2 separate regions of the Homo sapiens genome follow, and region 2 is linked to region 1. A link is a contact called in ENCODE Hi-C or POLR2A ChIA-PET data. All regions are on one chromosome and are shown on one strand. Each heading gives the region's core, a stretch centred on a gene start or an enhancer-like site at or near the end of the contact. The rest is flanking DNA. Distances are from core to core; before and after follow the strand shown. Region 1 has its middle 100 kb from the start of TMEM30B. Region 2 overlaps PRKCH (protein kinase C eta).

The links. Hi-C counts contacts between places; a loop is a spot of excess contacts on that map. ChIA-PET counts read pairs that join two places held with the same protein, here RNA polymerase II (POLR2A). Pooled maps may share reads with other maps.
Region 2: a loop to region 1 is called in a pooled map, with 8 times the contacts of the local background. The contact joins two enhancer-like sites. A Hi-C loop is called at or near these places in 6 of 50 pooled maps. POLR2A ChIA-PET finds 5 or more read pairs at or near these places in 4 of 52 experiments (GM12878, WTC11, activated CD4-positive, alpha-beta T cell and 1 more).

What each region holds. Positions count from the first base shown.
Region 1 is chr14:61,176,709-61,181,323 of GRCh38, reverse strand. No RefSeq gene overlaps it. Among named protein-coding and RNA genes, the nearest start is that of TMEM30B, 100 kb to the left of the region's middle. RefSeq lists enhancers at 1,856-3,055, 3,170-3,671. Within about 2 kb of position 3,148, at least 10 of the 41 ENCODE cell types and tissues checked have a DNase peak (open chromatin) inside an H3K27ac peak, as active enhancers do.
Region 2 is chr14:61,324,967-61,329,644 of GRCh38, reverse strand. All of the region lies in intron 1 of PRKCH (protein kinase C eta), which reads right to left. Among named protein-coding and RNA genes, the nearest start is that of PRKCH-AS1, 4.5 kb to the right of the region's middle. Within about 2 kb of position 2,536, at least 20 of the 41 ENCODE cell types and tissues checked have a DNase peak (open chromatin) inside an H3K27ac peak, as active enhancers do.

The DNA of each region.
Region 1 (4,615 bases), core at 1,899-4,398:
CCACTCTCACCTGCTGCTGGCTCTTCTGGCTCCAGCCTCAGCCAGCCTTTAGCTGAAGACTTCCCATGGCTGTCTCTCTCCTTCCACTTTTCCTTTTCTTCCCTTCCCCTCCATTCCTACCTTTCCTCTCTCTCTCTCTATCTCTCTTTCTCTATCTCTCCCTCCCTCTCTCGTTATTGTCATGTTTTGTTATCGGCTTTTTTTTTTGAGACGTCGTCTCGCTCTCGCTCTATCGCCCAGGCTGGAGTGCAGTGGCACGATCTCGGCTCACTGCAAGCTCTGCCTCCTGTGTTCAAGCCATTCTCCTGCCTCAGCCTCCTGAGTAGCTGGGACTACAGGCGCCTGCCACCACGCCCGGCTAATTTTTTTTTTTTTTTTTTTTTGTATTTTTAGTAGAGACGGGGTTTCACCGTGGTCTCAATCTCCTGACCTCGTGATCCGCCCGCCTCGGCCTCCCAAAGTTGTTACTGGCTTTAATAAAGACTTCACTCTGAGGCTACCTGTCCTGGATGAATTGCTGTGTAGCAGTTCCTGGGAGGTCAGTTGGGAGGACAGAGCCTTGAAGGGTGGTCCAGAAGGTAGGGTCAAGACAGCAGGCAGATGGCCAGAGAGGGTGTGTGGCCCAAGGGTGTTGGGGAGTTCTGCCCTGGGTTTAGAAAATACAGGCTCCAGTCAGGCAAAACTGCCTTCCTCTCAGCAGCAGGGTAGCCAGGCAGCCTTCAGCTCTTCCTCTAGACCAAGTTTGTCCAACCCGCAGCCTGACACAAACTCATAAACTTTCTTAAAACATTATGAGATTATTTTTAAGGTTTTTTTTTTTTTCTCATCAGCTATCGTTAGTGTATTTTATCTGCGGCCCAAGACGAATCTTCTTCCAGTGTGGCCCAGGGAAGCCAAAAGATTGGACACCCCTGCACCCTCCCAGCCCTCCTTGAATCCGGGTCACTCAGGTTCTGGAAGCATCTCAGTCCTTGTCCTTCACTCTGGCTTCTTGGAGGTTTGGGAGATGCTGGGGTCCCAGCCGCTCACTGCAGCTCTTGATGTTGGTCCAGTTGATCTCGTCTTTTCGGGTGCCCACCTTCTCTCTAGCCATGCCTGTTCCCATCCTGGTTGAGTCCTTCCCTGGGTCTCTTGATGTTCTGTTTTCCATCTACCCAGCTTATAGGACTCCCTCCGGGGGCCAGTGAGTGGCAAGCCCAGATGGGAACCCAGATCTTTGATAACTGATGCTTGGCGCATTGTACTCCTCAATATTGCTTTCCTTTGCTTTGCAAATTCCTGCCTGTTGGCCACAAATAATGCTTTGTAAGACATAGCCTGAGATTTATTATTCCAAGTCAAGCAGAAGTCATGCTAATCTGGTGAAAAGTGTTTTCTGTTTGTTTTGTTTTTCTGTTGGTGGTTTAAGATCCTACTGGAAGGCTGGACACAGTGGCTCATGCTTATAATCTTGGCACTTTGGGAGGCCAAGGTGGGAGGATCGCTTGAAGCCAGGAGTTTGAGACCAGCCTGGGCAACAAAGTGAGACCCTGTCTGAAAAAAAAAAAAATTAAAATCTTACTGGACTTGGGACATTGCTTTCTTGTTTTCAGACACACTTCTGGAGTTCATGGTTTAACTGACATCTTCTACATTTGCATTAAGAAGGCTTTTACTTGGATGAGGCTTAGAACATACATAATAGGGGGATCAGGGACACCCTCTATTTTTCCCCTTCCAAGCAGGCCCACACCCCTGCCTATTCTTCCAGGAAAGGGGAGAGTCAGGACTCCAAGACAACCCTTTGAACTGCTGAAGTCCAGTGCCACTGACGAGTCACATTCCTTTGTCCTCCCCCCTGGTGCAGCAAAGTGTGCATGTTCTCACCATCCTGGATCTGTTGCATTTCTGTTAATAAGTCAAAAGGGTCGAATTAAAATGTACCATTTGATTGGCCATTCCTTTGTTGTCTTTCTCTTCCACTGAGATAAATGCCACCAGGGCAGGACTTTACATTGTTCCCCCACTACATCTCCCGTGCCTAGAATCTGGAAGACCAAAGGTGCTCAACAAATACTTGTGAAATAAATGCGTGAGTGATGGCCCCAACTCTTACATTCTAAATTTCTGTCGTTACAAGAGACAAAAGGGCAGAGTCCATTTCGGCTGCCCCCATCCCTTCATCCCCAGAGTTATGAAACTACAAATCCTGAGACCTCAATTCTCCTCATTCCACTCGGAGATGATTCCCACCTCTTAATGTCCTTTCTTTTTGGCCTTGTTTTTCTTTCCATTCTTGCATGTCTTTAACTCTTCTACTAATAACACAAGTGACCCCATTTCCTCTGTTGTCTCCAAACCACTATCCATGCCATTTTCCCTTCAGTTTGCCTTTGGTGAGAAAAAAAAAATATTCTCCCAGAAATGTGACTCAGAAGTAATCAATGTAAATGTCATCCAAGGCCATGGGGAATTTCTTGGCCATGAATCACATCCCTTGTGCTGAGAACCTGGGTTATAGTCATGGCAGAAAGTCCCAGCACCCAGAAACACCCCCTTCCTCCCCAGCCCCATGCCCACTGGATGCAAGAATTTCTCCTCGTCCTTTTTTGTTGTGGCTGTCCTTGGGCACATTGGGCAAAGGCTCATGCAGGCTTGTTTCCCTTCCCAGCTTGGTTCTGTGACTGTTGCAATGGACTTTAGCGCCTGGCAGGAAGTGCCTGGCTCACCTCCGCTCCAGCAACTGTGGCTGCCACTGCTGATGGAGGAATGAGAGACACAACCCACGGCCAGGTTTCAGCACAGGCTCAGGACCAGGGCACCTCAGATTTTCCATGCCAGCTGGAAACAGGACATGAAAGGTACAGGTTAGGAAGGAGCTATGGCTGGCGAGTTCAAAGGCCCCATTCATGAAGTTTAAAAAAAAAAAAAACACTTTCGGTATTTAGATTGCTCTGCCTTCTTTGTTCTTTCACTTTTTCTCTCAAGTTTGTAGAGCAGGTCCCAGTGCATGAATTTGAAAATAAGAAAGAAAGAAAGACAGGAAGGGGCGGGGGGAGGAAGGGAGCCTAAAGCTCATCAAAACCTGCACAAAGGTGACACTCATGCATATGCTATCAAAGTGGAAGGGAAATACATCTGTACCCACACATAACAGGCAGTGACAAGTTTAGAAATTGTTATCCCGGTCATGGGAAGGTCATTGACAAGTTTTTCAGGTCTCCAGTAAGTAGGAAAATGATTGGGGCAGACTGAGTGTCTAGCAACCTTGAATGAGAGAAGCAGAAAGGCACAGGGGTAGGCGCGTGGGCTTGGAGCCAGTCTGTTTGGGCATTCCAATTGTAGGAAGTAAATGAAATAAACCACACAAAAAAGAATCATCCTGGCACATGATGGGCTCTCAACAAATACCAGTGAAAGTAATGAATGAATATGTGAAGTGCTTCTCAGAGGCCCAGGGCACGGAGGGGTGCTCACTGAAGAGCAGCAGCAGGAGTAGTCATGCTTGAGCCCAATGTTGGAATCCCTTCCTGTCACTCGGCTGGGTTTGACTGGGAGCAGTCGGGACACCACAGGACTAGGGGAAAGAGGAGGATCCACTACACCCAGAGCATCTGCTCTGCCGGTGAGCAAGGCTGATGACACAGATCGCAATGGCAGTGACAGGAACAGTGAAGGGTCACTGTCTTTAGAAAAGGCCATGTCTAAATGGGTGCAAACCTAGCCAATCCCCTCCAAAAGAAAGTTCCCAGCTTCTCTGACCGGGGACTTTCTCCGCCAGCACCCAGGGGATGAAGGAACAATTTTCCTTTATCCTGTGCCTGCAGCACAGCACGGCACAGGCAGAGCCTCCTGTTTCAAAGGCAAACCTTGAAGTTTACAGTGCCCTCTACCTGAAGAGAGTTAGTTTAAAAATCAAAACGTGGCAGAAAGTCAGAGCTGGTAGAGAATTTGAATATTACCTAGGTAACCCCATATTCACTGAGGCTCTGCATTACTCAAAAAACCCACCTGGAGGCCAGGCGCGGTGGCTCATGCCTGTAATTCCAGCACTTTGGGAGGCTGAGGCGGGTGGATCACCTGAGGTCAGGAGTTCGAGACTAGCCTGGCCAACATGGTGAAACCCTGTCTCTACTAAAAATACAAAAATCAGCCGGGCGTGCTGGTGGGCGCCTGTAATACCAGCTACTTGGGAGGCTGAGGCAGGAGAATCACTTGAACCCGGGAGGTAGAGGTTGCAGTGAGCCGAGATAGTGCCACTGCACTCCAGCCTGGGTGACAAGAGTGAAACTCTGTCTCAAACAAAACAAAACAAAACAAAACAACCCAAAAACCCACCTCAAACTACTTTAAGCAAAAGAAGAAAATTCCTTGGCTCACAACACCCAACTTGCAGAAGACAGTGAGTTGAACTGGCTTTAGGAACTAGTAGGAACAGGGACTTAAACGTGGTCAGAGCTCTTATCTTAACTTCTGGTATTTCCAGACTCATTTCCAAGCTGTGGGACATTCCTCAGAGTCAGTTTTTTCCATCCGTGTAATGGGAATATTAACTTTCCTATCTACCTCCCAGAATTATTAACATGATCAAATGAGAAAATACATGAACAGAGGTACATATACAGTTGGTTATTAA
Region 2 (4,678 bases), core at 1,287-3,786, 150 kb before region 1:
CTGAAAGATGCTCATTGTAATTTGGGGAAATGTAAGAGAAAAGGCTCAAGAGGAACACAGGGTACAGATCATGGAGAACATCCTATACCATTTTAAAGACTCTGGACTTTGGCTGGGTGCAGTGACTCATGCCTGCATCCCAGCACTTTGGGAGGCTAAGGCGGGCGGATCACCTGAAGTCAGGAGTTTGAGACCAGCCTGGCCAACATGGCAAAACCCTGTCTCTACCAAAAATATAAAAATTAGCCAGGCGTGGTGGTGTGTGCCTGTAATCCCAGCTACTGAGAGGCTGAGGCAGGAGAATCGCTTGAACCTGGGAGGCGGAGGTTGAAGTGAGCCGAGATCGTGCCACTGTACTCCAGCCTGGGCAACAGAGAGAGATTCTGTCTCAAAAAAAAAAAAAAAAAAAAGACTCAGGAGTTTATCTAAGAGCAGTGGAGAACCACAGAGGAGGAGTTTTAAATAAAGAAATGACTATTGGTTTGGCAATTGAGAAAGACTATTTTGGATACAGTAATGATAAGAGTGGAAAACAATGGACAGGGATTGTTTCCACTTAGGTCTCATTTTTATCACATTCTAATAAAGTGGAGCTAAGAAGTCAACACAAAAGGGGAACACAATCTAGTTGACTGTTTTTTCAGCTTTTTTTTTTTTTTGAGACAGGGTTTTGCTCTGTCATTTAAGCTAGAGTACAGTGACATGATCATGGCTCACTGCAGCCTCAACCTCCCAGGCTCAAGTGATCCTCCCACCTCAGCTTCCCAAGTAGCTGGGACTAGAGGCATGTGCTACCATGCCTGGCTAATTTTATTTTTTTGTGGAGATGGGGTCTCACTATTTTACTTAGGCTGGTCTCAAACTCCTGGGCCCAAGGGATCCTATTGCCTTGGCCTCCCAAAGTGCTGGGATTACAGACGCAAGCCATAGCACGCGGCCCCAGTTGCTTTATTAAATAAAAAAGGACTACCAAAAATCCCAGGCACCTCTATTATTCTACGCAAATGCTACTCTTCTCATAAAAATGCACCACACTTTTACCATCACCACTAATCACCATTCTTAACACTTACTAGATACCAAAACTTCACTAAGAGTTGCATAAGATAAAATGATTCACGTTCCACCCACCAACCTCATTCCTCTCCAAGGCTGAGGCACAACCTTTTAAATGCTGATGTCTTGCTTCTGCCCTGACTTTAACATTTTGGGCGTGAAAATTATAAGTGAAAAACGTTATAACGTATTACAAGTTTTAAAATCATAGTCTTTTAAAATGACGTAAGAGCAGGGAATTTTCCATACACAAGGTTTTCAATCCATTACCATATTCAAAGAATATAGCAGTCAGGCCCAGTCTTTCTTTTTTTTTTTTTTTTTTTTTTTTTGAGACGGAGTCTCGCTCTGTTGCCCAGGCCGGACTGCGGACCGCAGTGGCGCAATCTCGGCTCACTGCAAGCTCCGCTTCCCGGGTTCACGCCATTCTCCTGCCTCAGCCTCCCGAGTAGCTGGGACTACAGGCGCCCGCCACCGCGCCCGGCTAATTTTTTGTATTTTTAGTAGAGACGGGGTTTCACCTTGTTAGCCAGGATGGTCTCGATCTCCTGACCTCATGATCCACCCGCCTCGGCCTCCCAAAGTGCTGGGATTACAGGCGTGAGCCACCGCGCCCGGCCCAGGCCCAGTCTTTCAAGCACATATTGGTATGTCATTGATTGATTTAACAGAGGAATACTGTTCATCCAGTAACTCCTCAACTATTTTCATTTCTTTCTTTTAGAAAGATGGAAAGATGCTCCCAAAGTACTTACACTTTACTTGTCCCCCAATCACATAAAATTTCATTTAACAAATATTTAATGTTTACTACATATGAGACATTGTCCCAGGGTTAGGACAGTGAATAAGAGAGGTGGGTCCCTGCTCTCAAGCCATTTGTAATCTAAAGGAGGAAAGTATAATAAGCAAATTCATTAACAAAATGATCTCAGAGAGCAATGAGTGCAACGAAAGACAACAAGATAATAATATGACCAGGAAAATGCTCTCCAAAGGGGAAAATATCTGAGCCACAACCTGTTTGTGATGAGAAGCAGCCGGTCCCACTGTAGCAAAATTCTTCTTACAATGAAAATGAAGACGCTACATAGCCAATACAATTCACATACACTGAAATAAAACTCCCTCAAGATTCTAAAATATATTTTTCCTCTTAAACACTGTGGGTTGATCAGTCAGTGTTAGACATTCCTTCCAATTGGCTCAGAAAAAAATCAATCATGAGAATAAACAACGGCACTACAAAGTACAAAAGAGAATGAACCACTAGATAGAAAATCTGGAAGAATTTTGGTGGTATAAATTCAGACACCTGGATCCAGGAAGGAAGGGAAAAGATAATCCATGATTGTCCAGTAGTAACATGGCTGCTTCACCTGACAGGACTGATTACAAAACAGGTACCTCACTGAGAAATTGAGAGAAAGAGGCCCTCCAGGGCTGCAGAGAACACAATGTCTTCGGGAGGGCTGAACCAGGAAAACAGCCTGGGATCCTGCCAAGCCAGTCCTTCCTTCCTGAGGGGGCGCCAAGGTCTTTCCATGACGCAGCCTCCAGCTCCTCCTGCCTCCCCATGTCCCCAGCACTCTGCATTAAGCATTAGATGCTGGTCCCCATTTAGAAGGTCAGCAAATCAAGAGCAAGTACACGAAAGAAGAAAATAGAGTTTAAACAGAGGCAATTCTTCAGATTTTGGAAGCCAGAGAAATTATGCAAAATAAACATGTTCTAGAAGCAGCAGAAAAAAAACTGACAGTGATAATTTAGAAAATGAGACCATGTCCAAAAATCAGAAACTAATTTGTTTTATTGTGATTTCATTTTTTCTACGCTCCCATTCTCATAAATATTTTCTGCACTAAAGAGGAAATGTAGTTTTCAAGAGTCAGACTTGGCTCAGCTGAAATTCTGTCATTTACTAGCATCTTACTTAACACCTTCAGTAAAATATGGATAAGCGCTGATTGGTTTTTTTCCCCACAGCTTTATTCAGGTATAATTGTCATATAGTAACATGCACATACTTAAAGTGAACTATTTAATAAGCTTTGACATATGTATATAACTGTGAAATCATTGCCACAATCAGAATAACACAAATATTCATCTCCCCTAAAAGTTTCTGCCTCCTTTGTAATCCACCTCCCTTACCTCCACTCTCCATTTTTAGGCACCCACTGATCTGCTTCCTGTCACTATAGACTCCTTTTCATTTCTAGAATTTTGCATAAATGAAACCGTACTTTTTTGTCTAGTTTCTTTCACTCAGCATAATTATTCTGAGATTCATTCCTGTTGTTACATGTGTAATAGTTCATCTTTTTTATTGCTGAGTAATATTCCATTGTATGGATAAACCACAATTGTTTAAACATTCATCTGTTGACATTTGAGTTGTTTCCACTTTGGGGGTTATTACAAATAAAGATGCTATGAACACTCGTGGACAAGCTTTTGTATGAATGATTTCATTTCTTTTAGTAAATACTAAACAGTAAGTTATATAGTAGGCATATGTTTGATAGTTTAAGAAACTGCCAAACTATTTTCCAACATGATTTACCATTTTACATTCCTCACCATAGCATATGAGAGTTCCAGGTGCTCCACTTCCTCACCAACACTTGGTATGGTCAGTCTTATTAATTTTAACCTTTCTAGTGGGAACATACTGAGATCTCATTTTGGTTTTAATTTGCATTTCCTTAATGACTCATGATTTTGAGCATCTTTTAATGTGCTATTTGGCATGAAGGTGAGTGCCTATTGAAATATTTGACAAGTTACAAGTCATTTGTTGGATTTTAAATTAGGTATTTTTCTCATTATTATTGTGCTGTTAGAGTTCTTTTATATATTCATGTTACACATCTTTCATTTACGTATTGCAGTTATTTTCCCCCATTTGTGGCTTGGGTTTTTATTTTCTTAAACATTCTCTGGGAAGCAATAGTTTTTCATTTTGATAAAGTCCAACTTACTGATTTTTTTATAGTTGGTGCCTTTTGTACGCTATCTAAAAATTTTTTGCTGAACCCAAGGTCACTACAATTTTGTTTTCTTATAGAAGTTTCACAGTTAAACTCTTACATTTAGGTCTATAATCCATTTTGAATTAATGTCTTTGTAGGATGTGAGGTAAGTGTCAAGGCTCATATTACTGTATGTGGCTATCCAGTTGTTCAAGCACCATTAGTTGAAAAGACTATCATTTCCCCCACTGAGTTGCCTTCTTGGCAGCTTTATCAGAAATCAGTGGGTCATATATGTGTGGATCTATTCCTAGACTCTCTTCTATTCATTCCACTGATCTGTATGACTCTCTTTATTCCAATATCACATTATCTTGATTACGGTCATGTTACAGTTAGCCTTGAAATCAGATACTCTAAGTCCCCCAACTTGTTCTTTTTCAAAACTATTCTTAGACTGGTCTCAGTACTTTACATTTCCATATAAATTTTAAAGTCAGTCTGTCAATTTCTACAACAAACTTAGATTTTGACTGAGATTATACTGAACCTATTGAATACTTTGGGAAGAATTGAGATCTTAACCATATTGAATCCTCTCATCCATAACCTACAGCTAAGAGCTTCTCTGGATCTAGCAAAAACTA